2 separate regions of the Homo sapiens genome follow, and region 2 is linked to region 1. Evidence: chromatin loops called from intact Hi-C (ENCODE). Cell type or tissue: Calu3. All regions are shown on one strand.

What was found. Peaks named below come from ENCODE experiments on the same cell type or tissue, not always from the same donor. Only the 100,000 strongest peaks of a DNase experiment are listed, where the experiment ranks them.
Region 2: it touches region 1 in a loop (13-fold over the local background); 91 of 110 quality-filtered maps call a loop at or near these places.

Annotation. Positions count from the first base shown.
Region 1 is chr1:85,236,568-85,244,567 of GRCh38, reverse strand. The region is part of intron 2 of LOC105378821 (a long non-coding RNA gene); the gene reads right to left. Among named protein-coding and RNA genes, the nearest start is that of C1orf52, 19 kb to the left of the region's middle. RefSeq lists a silencer at 4,002-4,071. In Calu3, no CTCF peak of the experiment used is centred here; a DNase peak (open chromatin) is centred at 4,067.
Region 2 is chr1:85,104,697-85,112,696 of GRCh38, reverse strand. It overlaps DNAI3 (dynein axonemal intermediate chain 3), which reads right to left. Exons shown (of 23, transcript NM_145172.5): 15 at 4,520-4,664; 16 at 2,562-2,649. Among named protein-coding and RNA genes, the nearest start is that of MIR4423, 25 kb to the left of the region's middle. In Calu3, a CTCF peak has its summit at 3,106; a DNase peak (open chromatin) is centred at 3,106.

The sequences.
Region 1 (8,000 bases):
CCTTCCCCCAACACCCCCAGTCTAGGGGCATTTTAAGACCCTGCTGCTAGTTTTCAGTTTGGAGATATATACCGGTACACATACATACACCCTGAGGTGTTCAGTAATGATCAGTAGGATCTTTCCCTCCTTTTTCAGGCTGTTCTGCCTTGAGGCCTTCCCTTCCAATCCTGTCCTTAACCACAAAAAAGTGGCCTAAAAGCCTTAGCAGTAAAATGTCTTCCATAACATCTGGAATCCATATGTCAAATCTGTAAGGCATAAGCTCTTTTTTCTTTTCTTTTTATTTTGCCTTAATTATTTGAGCTCCAAATCCCCCACCCCAACCTCTTTTCGTGCCAAACTAATTAGGGCAATTATCTGAGCCATCCGTGGCTACAGATCAGTTAAACCCTGTTATTGAGGGTAACAAATGAGAGGGTTAATTTTTCTTGACTGCTCCATAGTTGGGGAAGAAAGATAATAAGCCCTTATATTTGTCGGGTGCTTTTGAGTTTTCAAACTCTCTATTCTCTACACCAAGCTGCCACCTGGGAAAAGGGCTTACTTTGGGGTTCCAGACTGTCTGGAACCCTGAGGTAAACGATTTAATTCTGAATGAAGCACTGGAATTTGCTGCTATACATGAAAGAGGCCCCTCCAGCTTTGCTGCTCAATATGTAAAAAAGATTTTGATGCTATTTTAAAGAAACAGGTTTGCCATTTCTTTAATGCCTCTGGCACCAACTTGGAAATGTTTACTTAAAATCTTAAGACAGTAAAGTGGCTTTTTCTGGATAATAGGACAATGTCTTGTGTGTTTCTAACTTACATAGAAGTTGCTGAATTCATCCAATTGCTCTGGCTAATTATGAACTGCTTAGGTTTTTCTATTCTTTTTCCACTTTTGTTTCATTGCAACAGTAAGAAGACTATCCTATGTCAGGCTTGCTGGGCAGCAAACCAGTCCCTAATTTAATCTTTTGCCCTGGAGGTTTATTTTAGATCATGCAGCCTAGCATTGAATGTTTTTTTAAGCCCAGGAGAGTAGGTGGAGGAGGATTAGGGTTTCTTAGCATTACCATGATTTCAACTAGTTTTTCCAAGAGGGATTTGTGAAAATTTGGTAAACAATGATGGAGAACAGCTTTTCAATTGCCTCACAGAAATACTAACAGTAAGCCATATGTCATAGAAGCACAGAAAAAAAAAACTCTACATGGTTTTATTACTACAAATATACTTAGCCTTTTCAAGGACAGGAACAATGTTTACAACAAAAACACAATAACAATTCGTTCTACTTAAGCTACATTGTTTTAATTCTCATAACATTAATGTTATATAGTTAGATATAAATTATTTTTAAAAGTAATACTCATTAAAATTTTTTCTGATTATGAAGATGAGATACATTCTTACTATAGAAGTTCTGGAAGAAAAAGAAATTTAAAAATAGAAATCATTATTAGTAGAGAAATCCACTGTTAACATGTTAATAGTATTTTCTTACAGTGTTTTTTTCTATGCACATATATATATATTCTAAACAATATAGACAAGAATTAAGAATTCCTGGCCAGGAGCAGTGGCTTATGTCTGCAATCCCGGCACTTTGGGAGGCAGAGGTGGGTGGATCACGAGGTCAGGAAATCAAGACCATCCTGGCCAACATGGTGAAACCCTGTCTCTATTAAAATACAAAAAATTAGCCGGGCATGGTGGTACCCGCTTGTAGTCCTAGCTACTCGGGAGGCTGAGGCAGGGGAATCGCTTGAACCCAGGGGGCGGAGATTGCAGTGAGCTGAGATTGCACCACTGCACTCCAGCCTGGCGACAGAGTGAGACTCCGTCTCAAAAAGAAAAAAAAAAAGAATTCTTGGCCGGGCGTGGCAGCTCACGCCTGTAATCCCAGCACTTTAGGAGGCCCAGGCCGGCGGATCACCTGAGGTCAGGAGTTCGAGACCAGCCTGGCCAACATGGTGAAACCCCGTCTCCACAAAAGTACAAAAATTAGCCGGGCATGATGGCAGGTGCCTGTAATCCCAACTAGGCGGGAGGCTGAGGCAGAAGAATCACTTGAACCTGGGAGACGGAGGTTGCAGTGAGCCGAGATTGTGCCATTTCACTGCAGCCTGGGCAAGAGAGTGAGACTCCACCTCAAAAAAAAAAAAAAGAGAGAATTCTTTAAAAACCCAATTTTTGGCCAGCCACGATGGCTCACACCTGTAATCCTAGTACTTGGGAGGTTGAGGCAAGAAGACCCCTTGAGGCCAGGAGTTCAAGACCAGCCTGGGCAACATAGTGAGAGTCCATCTCTACAAAAAAATGAAAAAATTAGCCAGGTGTTGGCCAACATGGTGAAACCCCGTCACTACTGAAAATACAAAAAATTAGCCGGCCATGGTGGCGCATGCCTGTAATCCCAGCTACTAGGGAGGCTGAGACAGAATAGCTTGAATCAGGGAGTCGGAGGTTGCAGCGAGCCGAGATCACGCCACCGCACTCCAGCCTGGCGACAGAGCGAGACTCCGTCACAGACACACACAAAATTAGCCAGGTGTTATAGTGCATGCCTGTAGTCCCAGCTACTTAGGAGGCCAATGTGAGAGAATCACTTGAGCCTAGGACTTCGAGGGTACAGTGAGCTATGACTGTACCATTGCACTCCAGCTGGGTGACTGTGTTAGGCCTTTTTTTGTTGCTATAAAGAAATACCTGGCCGGGCACGGTGGCTCACGCCTGTAATCCCAGCACTGTGGGAGGCCGAGGCGAGTGGATCACGAGGTCAGGAGATCGAGACCATCCTGGCTAACATGGTGAAACCCCATCTCTACTGAAAAATACAAAAAATTAGCCGGGCATGGTGGCACATGCCTGTAGTCCCAGCTACTCGGGAGGCTGAGGCAGGAGAATGGCGTGAACCCGGGAGGCGGAGCTTGCAGTGAGCCGAGATGGCGCCACTGCACTCCAGTCTGGGCGACAGAGCGAGACTCCGTCTCAAAAAAAAAAAAAAAAAAAAGAAAAAAAGAAATACCTGAGATTGGGTAATTTACAAAGAAGAGGTTTAATTGGTTCACGGTTCTCTAGGCTTTACAGGAAGCATGGTGCTGGCATCTGCCTGGCTTTTGGGGAGGCCTGGGGAAGCCCATAATCATGGCAGAAGGCAAAGTGGGAGCGGGCATGTCACATGGCAAGAGCAGGAGCAAGAGAGAGGAGTGGGGGAAGGTACCGCACACTTTTAAACAACCAGATCTCACAATAACTCATTCACTATCATGAGGACAGCACCAAGGGGATGGTACTAAACGATTCATGAAAAATTCCCCTTCATGATCCAATCACCTCCCATCAGGCCCCACCTCCAGCACTGGGGATTATATTTCAATATGAGATTTGGGGGGGATAAATATCCAAACTATATCAGTGACAGAATGAGACTTTGTTTTTCATAATTTTTATGCCTGTTTGAGTTTATTTAATCAGCCATTTATCCACTGGACATTGAAATGGTTTTCAAATTTTTCACCACTATAAATAATGTTGAGACAAACATCTTTGTAAATAAGCATTTGGCCACAGTATTTTATTATAAAACTACTTTTTGTGAGTAAGATTTCAAGATGAAGTCGTATGCATTTAAAGTTTATCTAGTTGGCTTGACTTCCTGCTTCTAACTTCCTGAGATCATATTTAAACAAGAACTTTCAAAACATGTCTACATATCCTTGAAGTCTGAATTGTTCAGTCCCTTGCCAGAAGCCAGTTCTTTATAACAGCAATTTGGCATTTCTAATATGTCCTCTTTTTAGCTGCTGTCAAAAACCACATTTCTTTTTAGACTGCTCCAAGAAACTACTCATCAGTGCTCAAATTGAGAACCTACTTATTTTACCTTCTGCCAAAGGAATTTGTGGCCACAATGTACTAAAGACAAATTTGGAGGTGAAAAGAGAACTGGGACAAAAAAATAAAGTAGACTAGGCCTTTTCTCCCTCATTTGTATATTATTGACAAGATTATTGCAATTAGCAGAGATACACCTTAGGTGGAGCTAAAGGCTACAGAAGCATTACCCATGGTGGCCCAGCAGGCAGCCCTCTCTGATGCCCAAAAGCAGCTGGCTGGCCTCACTGTGGGAGTCATCCAGAACCAACTACAAGAGAACAACTGCTCACCAAAAAAGAAAAGAAGGAAAATACCTCCTTATCTTGGCTTGTGGAATTTAGGAAATTCCACAACTAGAGCTCCCAATAAAGCATTAACCAGAGGGTTAAAAAGCAGACTCCCAAGAGAGGAGCTACCCGGGAGAAGTAACATTATCCTAAGTCTCATCTTGCCACTTAATCACACTTACATTGTTAGCTCACTGCTGGGCATATTTTACCCTCCTAAGGAGATCAGGGCCTGCTGGAGAGTGCACTGGAGCCTTACATTTCTTCTGGGACCACCTCAGGGACCCAGCACAAAGCAATAAATTTAGAAATTGTTCAATAAGTAACAATTTGTTCAACTGAGCAAATGAACAAACACCATCTTAGAGCAAATGAGTTTTCAGATCTTTCCCTGCCAGCTTGTTTGTGATGGGGGCACTAAGCAAACCAGCCAAGGAGTAAAGAGGCCTAAGACACAGCAGTTTGCCAATGTCTTCATTTCCTTGGGCTGGCCCTGAGGGACGCTAACCAAGGCTGGATTCTGACTCCTGTACCTCAGGTAATCCAACTAATAAAAACCTTCCATTAACCAAGATCCTCCCCTTTTCTCTATTATTAGAAAAAAAGAAGTTATAAGAAAACAGTAGGGATTTTATCTTAAATAAAATGACTTCTCAGGGTTGGCCTTTAACTGGGTATAAATTCAACTCAACCTCCTAAACCTTCTCCAGCAATGTTTCCCAAAATGTGTTCCAAGGAAACTATGGAAGACTCTCTGAGAAAAGGGATCCACTAAAGTCCAAAATTCTCCCCTCCTAGCGATCCATTAAAAAAAAAAAAGAAAAGTTTTAAAGGCTTTGAGGAGTCATTAAATAAAGAAGCCTCTTTAGCTTCTTGGTAAAGTGTCCCAGTGTCTCAAACTTGGTAAAATTTGCGTCATGAACTCTGAGACACGCTGCTCTCCACCGTGATAATACTCTTTCCTGTGGCATGGCAGTGCTCACTTGGGCTTGCACTGGTGGGGATGAGAAACTGATCATTGATTATTCAAAGGGTTAATGTCTTCTGTAGAGTGTATTTTCTTTCTTTCTCTCTTTTTTTAGAGACGATGTGTTACTCTGTTGCTCTGTCACCCAGCCTGGAGTTCAGTGGCATGGTCATGGCTCACTACAGCCTCGAATTTCTGGGCTTAAGTGATCCTACTACCTCAGTCTCCAGAGTAGCTGGGACTACAGGTGCACCACTACACCTGCCTAATTGTTTTTTTTTTTTTTTTTTGTACTGACAGAGTCTTGCTATGTTGCCCAGGCTGGTCTTGAACTCCTGGCCTCAAGAGATCCTCCTGTCTTGGTACTCTGGGAAGCCAAGGCAGGAGGATCCCCTGAGGGATCTCTTATAGGCATGAGCCACTGCACCTGGCTAGTTTCTAAGTTATTTTTCACAATAGTTGAATCAAATATATATTTTTATGAGAAGTGCAAATTAAAACTACTTGTAAATGGTATTTCTTAACAAATGGGGATTAGAAAAATTCCACTTAACAACACACTCTGTTGGTAAGGCAGCGGGAACACAGCACACCCTTACAATGCGGGTAGGAAGACAAAATAGTCCAACCCATATAGAGAGCAATTTGACAATATTTACAGAAATTACAAATATATTGACTCTTTGACCCACCAGTCTCACTTCTGGGAATGTATCCTGGAGCTATGCCTGTCCATGTACGATATATGTACTAGTTATTAACTGAAACATTGTTTATAATAGCAAAATGTTAGAAGTAATTCAAGTGTCATAGGGAACTGGTTAAATAACTGTGGTACAATGGAACATTACGCAGTGGGGAAAATGAGGAAAATAAAAAACTCTCCATATGATTGTGGAAAGATATCCAGGATATACAATAAAATGAAATAAGAAATTTGGAGAAGATATATTTACTTATACTACTCTTTGTGGAAGAAAGGGGAAGATAAGAATATATATTCATACTTACTTGCATTTGTATTAGGAAATACTGTCACCATGTAAGAAACCAATAAAAATATTCACATATAGAGGGCAGGAGGAGTTTGGGGTAGACACTAACAATGTCAAACTTTAAGCCCTGTGCTTCCAGAAAACAGTGAAGGTTAAGAAATTCCCAACCCACTGGGCAAGGTGGCTTACACCTGTAATCCCAACACTTTGGGAGACTGAGGCAGGCAGATCACCTGAGATCAGGAGTTCGAGACCAGCCTGGCCAATATGGTGAAACCCTGTCTCTACTAAAAATCCAAAAATTAGCCAGGTGTAGTGGTGGGCGCCTGTAGTTTCAGCTACTCGGGAGGCTGAGGCAGGAGAATTGCTTGAACCTGGGAGGTGGAGGTTGCAGTGAGCCGAGATCGCACCACTGCACTCCAGCCTGGGTGACAGAGAGAGACTCCATCTAAAATAATAATCAAAAAAAAGAAATACCCAATTCTTTGTGTGCCAGGAACCAGCAAAGAGCACCTGCTGTCTGAGGTAAGATCCAACTCTGTCCTTCTCAGGAATCCCATGAGACCCATGCATGGTGACGCCCTTGCTTATCTGCCCCTTGCCTTCTCTTAGAAACATTCCTTGTTGATAAACATTCTCACTATTACAGTAGCCAGAATAAAATAATCTCCTTAACTGACCAGTGCATTTTCACAACAGGATTGGGAACAGGGGTGTGTTCCTCTGATACTCATCTCTGTGTATATCTTTTAATATCATTTTCATTTCTAAACAATGTGACTGCATCACTTACTTTTAAAAATTTACTTAAAGATACAAAACAAGCAAAATAATTTTCTGATCAATGGCTTAATTGAAAGTTCCATTAACCAGAAAAACCTCAGTCCCAGCATCCCTGTTAACCATTTCAGGATAAAAGCACGTCCCACTTTTCAGTGCTCCTTTTCTTTGGAGGGATGAGGTGCTGGCTCACTGACATGCACCAGCCTTTCCCTTCCTCGTAAGTACACTTGTAATAAGAGGAGGTGGACAGAAAGAAAAAAGAGGGAAAAGACATGAAGCAGTTTTGTTCTCTGGTGTATATTTTTTAACCCCCGGCTGATAAAATTCTCTACTTTCAGCCCATAATATCACCTCCTACCACAAAAACAAAGGAATGTCATGTTCTCTTTTCACCATTTATTCCTGCCCTCTGGGGCTTCTTTCTCCTTTCCCCTTCTGTTTTCATTAAGGTTTTGGAAGGCTGAGCCTAGATGTACCTCGTGCGTGCTCTCTTCCCGCTTCTTGCTGGCTGGAACTTGGACATGGTGGCCTCGCTTTGATGACAAAGCCCTATGAGAGGGCACAGCAATTTCCTAAAAGGAATCTCAGTCCTTGAGTGATCATGAGGAGCAAATTTACCCTGAAGACCTAGACCATTCACACTAAAACTGAGATATAGAGGAAAAAGAAACTTCTTTTCCAGGTGGTATGACTTAACTTCATCCTAACATAATTTCTTTTGAAGAAAATAGAAAGAGTTGTACTAGATGATCTCTAAGAAGCTTTCTAGTACCAACTTATGTGAATCAAAGCATGATATTGTCACTGTAAAGGGTTAGAGAGGCTTCGAATCATAGCTTGTTTATACAGCATGTCACTGGTCACAGCTGTGATACATTTGCTACTCTGTGCCACAGTGGGTAAGACCTGGATCTTGGGTTCAGCCCTCTTGAATTCAGTTCCTGCCCCTGTTCCTTACGACCTGTGACCTTGGGCCAATTGCTTAAGCTATCTGAGCCTCATTTCCTTATCTATAACATTCAAATAATACTAGGAATAATTTCTCAGCATGAGATAATCCAGGAAAAGTCTTTCACTAACAATAAGTTCTCAATAAGTTAT
Region 2 (8,000 bases), 130 kb after region 1:
ACATGCGAAAATTTGCTTGACAACTTAAGTCATTAGGTAAGTGTAAATGAGATCCGACTGTATATTTTAGAATGGTTAAATTAAAAGGATTAACCATATCAACTGTTGGCAAGGATGTGGAGAAAATGGAACTCTCCATACACTGCTAGTGGGAATGTAAACTGGTAAAACTGGAAAATGCTTTGGCAGTTTCTGAAAAAGTAAAACATACACCTGCCATATAATACAACCATTCTATTCCTAGGGATGTACCCAGGAAAATATGAAGGCATATGTCTATACAAAGACTTGTACATGAATGTTCATAAAAGCTTTATTTGTAATAGGTCTACGCTAAAAATCCAAATGTTTATCAACAGGTGAATGGATAAACCACTGTTGTGTATCCATACAATGAAATGCCACTCTGTAATAAAAAGGATTCATTCAGACAACATGAATTAATTCTAAAATAATCATGCTGATTAAAAGAAGCCAGATTGCTGCATGTGGTGGCGCATGCTTGTAGTCCTGGCTACTCAGGAGGCTAAGACAGGAGGATTGCTTGAGCCCAGGAGTTAGACGCTGCAGTGAACTATGATCATGCCCCTCCATGCCAGCCTGGGTGACAGAGTGAGCCCCCATCTCTTAAAAAAAAAAAGAGTATATACTGTATGATTTACATAAAATTCTAGATAATGAAAACTAATGTATAGTGACAGAAAGTAGATCCGTTGTGGCCTGGGAGTGAGGGAGGTGCTGGAGGGAAGTGTCCCAAAGGGAATTCCTCTATGAATAAACTTTTGGGAGTGGTGAATATGTTCATTATCTTGATTATGTTGATGGTTTCATGGGTGTGTACATATGTCAAAGCATATCAAATTAAACACTTTGACAATATGCAGTTCATTGTATGTCAATTATACCTCAGTGTGGTTGTTAAAAATGAATAAAAACCCCTCACACTTTAAAAGAGATACTGATATCCTTCCTATAAACTGGATAAAGGTAGTCTCATCCTCCTGGCCACCTGTTTTCATTAGGTTAAAAAATAATACTAGGACATTTAATAAAGTTACCTTTTTACAAGTTATATTAACCTCTCTCAGCCTTGGTTTTCTTAATTATAAAATGGTAATGGAAATTCCCAGCTTGCAGATTGTTGTGATCATTAGCATCTGTTTTTGCTCACCATCGTACCCCTGGGGCCTAGCACAAAGTAAGCAAATTACAAATATCTGTTAAATGAATGAAAGTATGTGCAATAGTAGCACCGTACCTGAACCATGGCTGGAATGTGATACATTATAACCAATGATCAAATACAAAAGAGGAGGAAAAGAAGGAAGAGGAGGAGAGGTGGAGAAGGAGAAAACTCCCGTTAGATTCCCTCTAGAATGAAGCAGGCCCTAATAGAGAAACAGCATGCAATGTTTTAATAATGCTTTGACAATGTCTATAAAAGTTTAGTGAATCAGTATTTTTTAGCATGAGGTTTTGGGTTATATCAATAAAACACATGGCTTCAAAGTGAAATTTTGCTCAAGCTGGGTATTAGGTATGTGTTTTTCTTAGATATTCTATCATTTAACATTGAAAAATTCATAAATGGAAATCCTTTTGATAAGGCGAATGTTTGGGAAATATTTCAATTGCTAGTTATTCTCGAACATTTTCATTATGCATTGCTCTCCAGGTGGGATATTCATGCATACCTTTATCTTAATAGTTTTGACAGCTTATATGTGCCCCCTTCAATTATTTCAGCAAAGATGTGTGGGTTGAGTTGAGATAGATTTAAAAGTCAGTTTTCTTTCTTTATTCAGTTTTATCTTGGTGCCATATAAATATTATTTTTAAAAATTATATTCTAATTGAGAATGGTAATTTGTTTCTTGATACTTCATAACTTATTTTACTAGACTTCAGATGTGTTCCATCCTATAGCATTATTCTTTGAGCATGTAACATTCATTAAGTGGGCTTCATTTTATTTTAATGTAATGAGTTTTTGAAGACACATAAATGTGCTCAATAAATATTTTGAGAAGCTGAAATGAACTGAATCTTTTTTGTGTATAGGCAATTTTAATGCGTTGGCAATAGCTATTATTGCCATTATAAAGTTCCACATTGGAGGGTTTGATTTTCTGTATTCTTTTTACAAATTAGACTATCCTAGTGAGTAACTCACGTTAGTCATAATCAGCTACTAACACTCAAATTAGTAAATGTATTTATTTATTTATTTATTTATTTATTTATTTGAGATGGAGTCTCGCTCTGTTGCCCGGACTGGAGTACAGTGGCACGATCTCGGCTCACTGCAAGCTCTGCCTCCCGGGTTCACGCCATTCTCCTGCCTCAGCCTCCGGGATAGCTGGGACTACAGGCGCCCGCCACTAAGCCCGGCTAATTTTTTGTAGTTTTAGTAGAGACGGGGTTTCACCGTGTTAGCCAGGATGATCTCGATCTGCTGACCTCGTGATCCGCCCGCCTCAGCCTCCCGAAGTGCTGGGATTACAGGCGTGAGCCACCGCGCCCGGCCTTTTTTTTTTTTTTAAATAAGCAAAGGCAGTTACCTTGTGTTTTGCAAAGAAGATGGTCTTCATTCAGGCTTATCTTGGTTGGACAGTGGTCTAAACTTGTTTCACCCTTGGACAGCCTTACCTTTTGGGAGAACATATAGCAAAGATTATTTCCACATATCCTGAAATTATCCTTGGGTAATTTATTCTTGCCTTTCCCTTCTGCTCCCATATTGAAGGAAACCCACCTCCTTTTTTTTCTTCCTTCCCTTTCCTCCCTCAAATTTCTAGTTTCTTTCCTCCATGGAAAGCACCTAAACCACATTTCTAAACCCAGCTACAGAAAGGAGCTTGTCTGAGGACACATTTCCACATCCCAAATTCTCATGTGTCATTTTCTTTCTGAAAAATGCCTTGTATTGTATTCCATAATACATCCTTAAGAGTTTTAATATAAAATAATTACTTGTTACCCTGTTCCCTAAATCATTCAGTTAAATGAGACCCCAGAAAGTTGTGCAGGGACCTTGCATCTGCTTGGCCACCTCCAAGTCCTCTCAGGAACACATGCACTGGAGTTCCAGAAGGCCCTGGGCCTGCACTGCATCCTGGTGGCTGGAAAGAGAAACTGTCACACTTCACAGTTTTCCCTCACAGCTCCCTCAGCCCTTTCTCCTTCAGGATGTTTGTCCACATGCTATGCAATTATTCTTAGATGAGTTTGGGGTTGTTTGTTTGAACTATTCATAGCTCAGTAGATCCTACCCCCAGTCCCCCAAATTTATAATCTTCTCTTTCCAATTATTTCCCAGTTATCTCAGCAATATTCTTATTCCTCCATGTTCTCTCTTCCATTGGGAGCAAATACAAAATAATATAATTCTTGTGATATTTATAAATCAGAAGAAAAGTATTAAGTTAAACTTAAAACTAGACATTCTAAAGAAAGAGAGCCATCAAGTTTGAAGTCCATTTATATTTTCCACACATATCTTGTCCATAGCCATATTTTTCTCAAATTAAAACTGCTTTTCTTCAAGCTCTGCTATGTGAGATAAATACAAACAACTTCTCATTCAGTTAATTTTCAGTTCTGTTTGGTCATAGGTATTATCAAGCTTTCCGTGGTCTAATATCCCAAAAAACGTACAGAAGGAACAATACCAGTTCCTTCTATTGATAGGCAAAATTTTGATAGGCAGAATTTTGGCTACAGTAGGGAGGAAAATTAGCTTTTCTGGACTAACTTGAGCACCAACCAATTTTCAGGCAACTGACATGCTATTGGATAATTATTACACACACCATTTGGAAATTGTGGCTTGTTTATACATGAAATATCAATCTTGAATTCATGATGATTTTGATTTCTACCTGGATCTAAAGAGGCATCAAAATAACTTGTAAGGGGGAAGGAAAGAAGGGAGGCAAAGGTTGAAAAACCACCTATTGGGTACTATGTTCACTACCTGGGTGATGGGTTCAGCAGAAGCCCAAACCCCAAAATTATACAATATAACCATGGGACAAACCTGCACATGTACCCCCTGAATCCAAAAATAATAATTAAAAAATAATGAGAGCTTGAAGCTCTCCCAGGAACTCTGAAACTTATCATTGTTATTGGCACAGTTAGAATGACTGAAATGTTTTTCTGCTCCCTTTTTCTGTATATTGCAAACATCAGCTACATCAGCAACCATATACTTCTTCATTGTCAGCTTTCCAAAGTAAATCTGTGTAAATCATACACAGTGTATGTGTGTATTACACAGATTACACAAAGTAAATCTGTGTAAATATATACAATAACATGTATCAATTAAAAATAAAATAAAACTAAAAATCCTCCCAATCAAGGAATTTATTGGTTGAATAAACACAAATTGTACAGTCTTGTGTTAATCTGAGCTGCTCTACTTTTAGAGAGTGTGTGTATATGTATGTCTATGCATGCAAAGTAAATAGTGTATTATGCAAGCAGGATGGACTAAAAACCCCACATTACTTACCTTAGTGAGAGGTTTCCAGGAGAGATCCAGATGCAAAAAAGTAGATGGTACATCAAAAGGAATTTCAATACTTTCCTCCTTCTTTTTCTCTGTTGTTTGGGGGGTTAAAGGTTTCTGTGGTCTAATATCCCAAAAACATATTGTGCTAAAAAAAATTTATATATATTTTTTATTAAGTACAAACAAGAGGTGCAGCCTCAGGACTACCATTAATGCTGCTACATATTAGCATTGTGACCATGGCTATATTTTAATGTATCTGAAACTAAGATTTTTATGAAACAAGACAGCTTTGTACTTTATATTTTAGAGAATTAAACTGTTTATTGAGTTAACAGCCTCCCTCATCTTGGGACTAATAACATATGAGAATTGAGTTTGATGCAATCTTTTAAAAATGTAAGTTTTATTTAGATATAAATCATATACTACAACATTCATCCAATTAAAGTGTATAACTCAATGGTTTTCAATATAGTCACAGAGTTGGGAAGCCATCACCACAATCAATTTTAGAAGATTTTCATCACACTCTCCCACCTCACCAAAAAACCTCATGCAGATTAGCAGTTGCTTCCTATTAGCAGTTTTTCCCAAGCCATCCCACCAGCCCTAGACAACTACTGATCTGCTTCTTAGCTCTATAGATTTTACTATGCTGGACATTTAATAAAATGAATCATATATGGTCTTTTGTAACTGCCATTTTTCTCTTAGCATGTTTTTAAGGCTCATTTGTGTTGTGGCTGGCACGTATCAGGACTTCGTTACTCCTTACTGATGAATATTCCATTGTGTGGGTATACTACATTTTATGTATCCACTCATCAGTACATTTGATAAATAAATTTGAATTCTGCACCTCCCCACCACAGCTTTTTCACTATTATAAATGCTGCCAGTGAACATTTGTATATGTTTGCATTTCTCTTGGGTGTATCTAGGACTGGAATTGCTGGGTTAAATGGTAACTCTGTGTTTAATCTTTTGAGGAACTGCCAGATTGTTTTCCAAAGCAACTGCACCATTTTTACATTCTATCAGCAATGTGTAATCACTACAATTTATCCAAATCTCTGCACGTTCACCAACACTTGTTGCTTTTTGTCTTTTGATTATAGCCATTGTAGTGGGTATAAAGTTGTATTTCATCAAAAGTAGTTTTGGGTTGCATTTGTGCTTTTGTTGTAATGTCTAAGAAATCACCCCTCAATTCAAAGTCATGAAGATACGTGACTATGTTTTCTTCTAAGAGTTTTCTAGTTTTAGCTCTTACATTTAGGTCATTATTCCATTTTAAACGTTTGTATATAGGGTGAGATAGGAATCCAACGTTATATTTTGCACGTGGATATCCAGTTGTCCCAGCACCATTTGTTGAAAAGATTATTCTTTATCCATTGAATTGTCTTGGCATCCTTGTTGAAAATCAGTTGGCCAAAGATGTATGGGTTCATTTCTGGACTCTCAGGTCTATTTCATTGATCTATGTATCTATTGTTATGCTAGTTCTAGTACATCTGTCTCTATTACTATAGCTTTGTAGACAGTTTAGAAATTTGGAAGTGTGAGTCCTCCAACTTTTTTCTTCCTTGACAAGATTGTTTTGGCTATTCTAGGTCTCATTATTTGCCTTCCCCTGACAGCTAATGATATTGAGCATCTTTTTATGTGCTTATTGACCATTTGTGTATCTTCTTTGGGGAAATATCTACTGAGAACCTTTGTTCACTTTTTAATTGGGTCATTTGGGTTTTTATTGTTGCATGGTAAGAGTTCTTTTATATATTCTGGATACAAGTCTTTTATCAGATATATGATTTGTAAATATTTTTTCCTATTCTGTGGTTGTCTTTGCACTTTATTGGTAGTAACTTTGGAAGCTCAAAAAGTTTTAATTTTGATGAAGTCCAATTTATCTATTTTTTTCTTTCATTGCTTGCACTTTTGGTGTTTCATCAAAGTTACATAATCTTAAAAGTGATATAGTGAAAATAACATACACAGAGTTGGATATAATGTGCTTTGTACACAGTAGGCACCCAACAAGACAAGAAGTACCCAGGCTGGAGTGCAGTGGCATGATCTCGGCTCACTGAAACCTCCGCCTCCTGGGTTCAAGTGATTCTCCTGCCTCAGTCTCCTGAGTAGCTGGGACTACAGGCATGTGCCACCATGCCCAGCTAATTTTTTGTATTTTTAGTAGAGACGGGGCATTCTAGTGGTTCTTTGGGGAACCACCCCGTTCTCCATTACATGCAGTCAGGTTGGGATCGTCACTCAAGGTGCTCTGTCATTTCTTTCCTGGCTAAAGGGATGGGTTCATGATACAGTAGGAGCCAGGCACACCCCTTCCAGTTAATTTGAATCTTGAGCAGCGGGACACAATGATTGGCACTGATTCATTCAGAGAAAAGGGGCTGGCCATTTGTTCCTGCTACCCAAATCTCTGGGGCTGTTTCCAAGGCCCAAGTCAGCTCTTCCTTTGATTCAGGAATGTCATTACTTACTAGCTACAATATAGGACATTCAGTAGTGTTACATATAACTCACTCTATATTTAGTCAGCTATAGGTGGAATATGAATTTGCCTTCAGAGCCTCATATTTTCTTTTCTTTCTTTCTTTTTCTTTTTCTTTTTTTTTTTTTGAGACAGAGTTTCACTCTTGTTGCCCAGGCTAGAGTGCAATGGCGCAATCTCGCACCTCATATTTTCTATCTGTAAATATTTTTCAGGGTTGTTGCAAATATAAAAATAGTTAACCCATTAAAGCACTCAGTAGAGTATTGGCATAAATATCCAATACATTTATTTCCAATAAGCTTATTTCTTTCCCTTAAGTTAGCCACAGTCAATTCTCATTGCCTGTAGTCACAGAATCTTCCCCAACACATGCTCACAGGATTAATCATGTCTCCCTCATCCCTGGCCCATGGCTGCTACTAACATCACTTGTGCCTTCTTCTGCCACTCCACACCTTTTTCTGTGGCGTATGGTGTCATTGTTTCCACTGGGGTCAAAGGATTTGGAATGGGAAAGTTTGTCCAACATTTGGATGCTAGATAATGATATTACTCTTCATATTTCCTGTTTCATTACGAATTCTTAGTTCTATAAACTGGGAGATGTAATTTTATTTAAGTAAATCTTCTTCAAAGTAGCTACCGAGTTGTTTATAAAAACACTTTTTATAAATATACAATAAAAATGTAAAAACTCTTCTACTTTTAAAAAGAGGCTTTCCCAATTAAATGTTGTAATCTTCAAAATTCTTAGATAAAACTGAATATAAATAACATATATTACAAATTTACAAATATGAGAATGTGAAGAAGAACTATGGATAATGCTATACAACGTTATCAACCACAAAGCTTAGTTAATTCTTCTTTACATAACATTTAACTCTATAAAACAATTTTTAAGCTAGCAACAATCCATAACATTCTTTCATTTAGTTATATTAGATTTAATTGCTA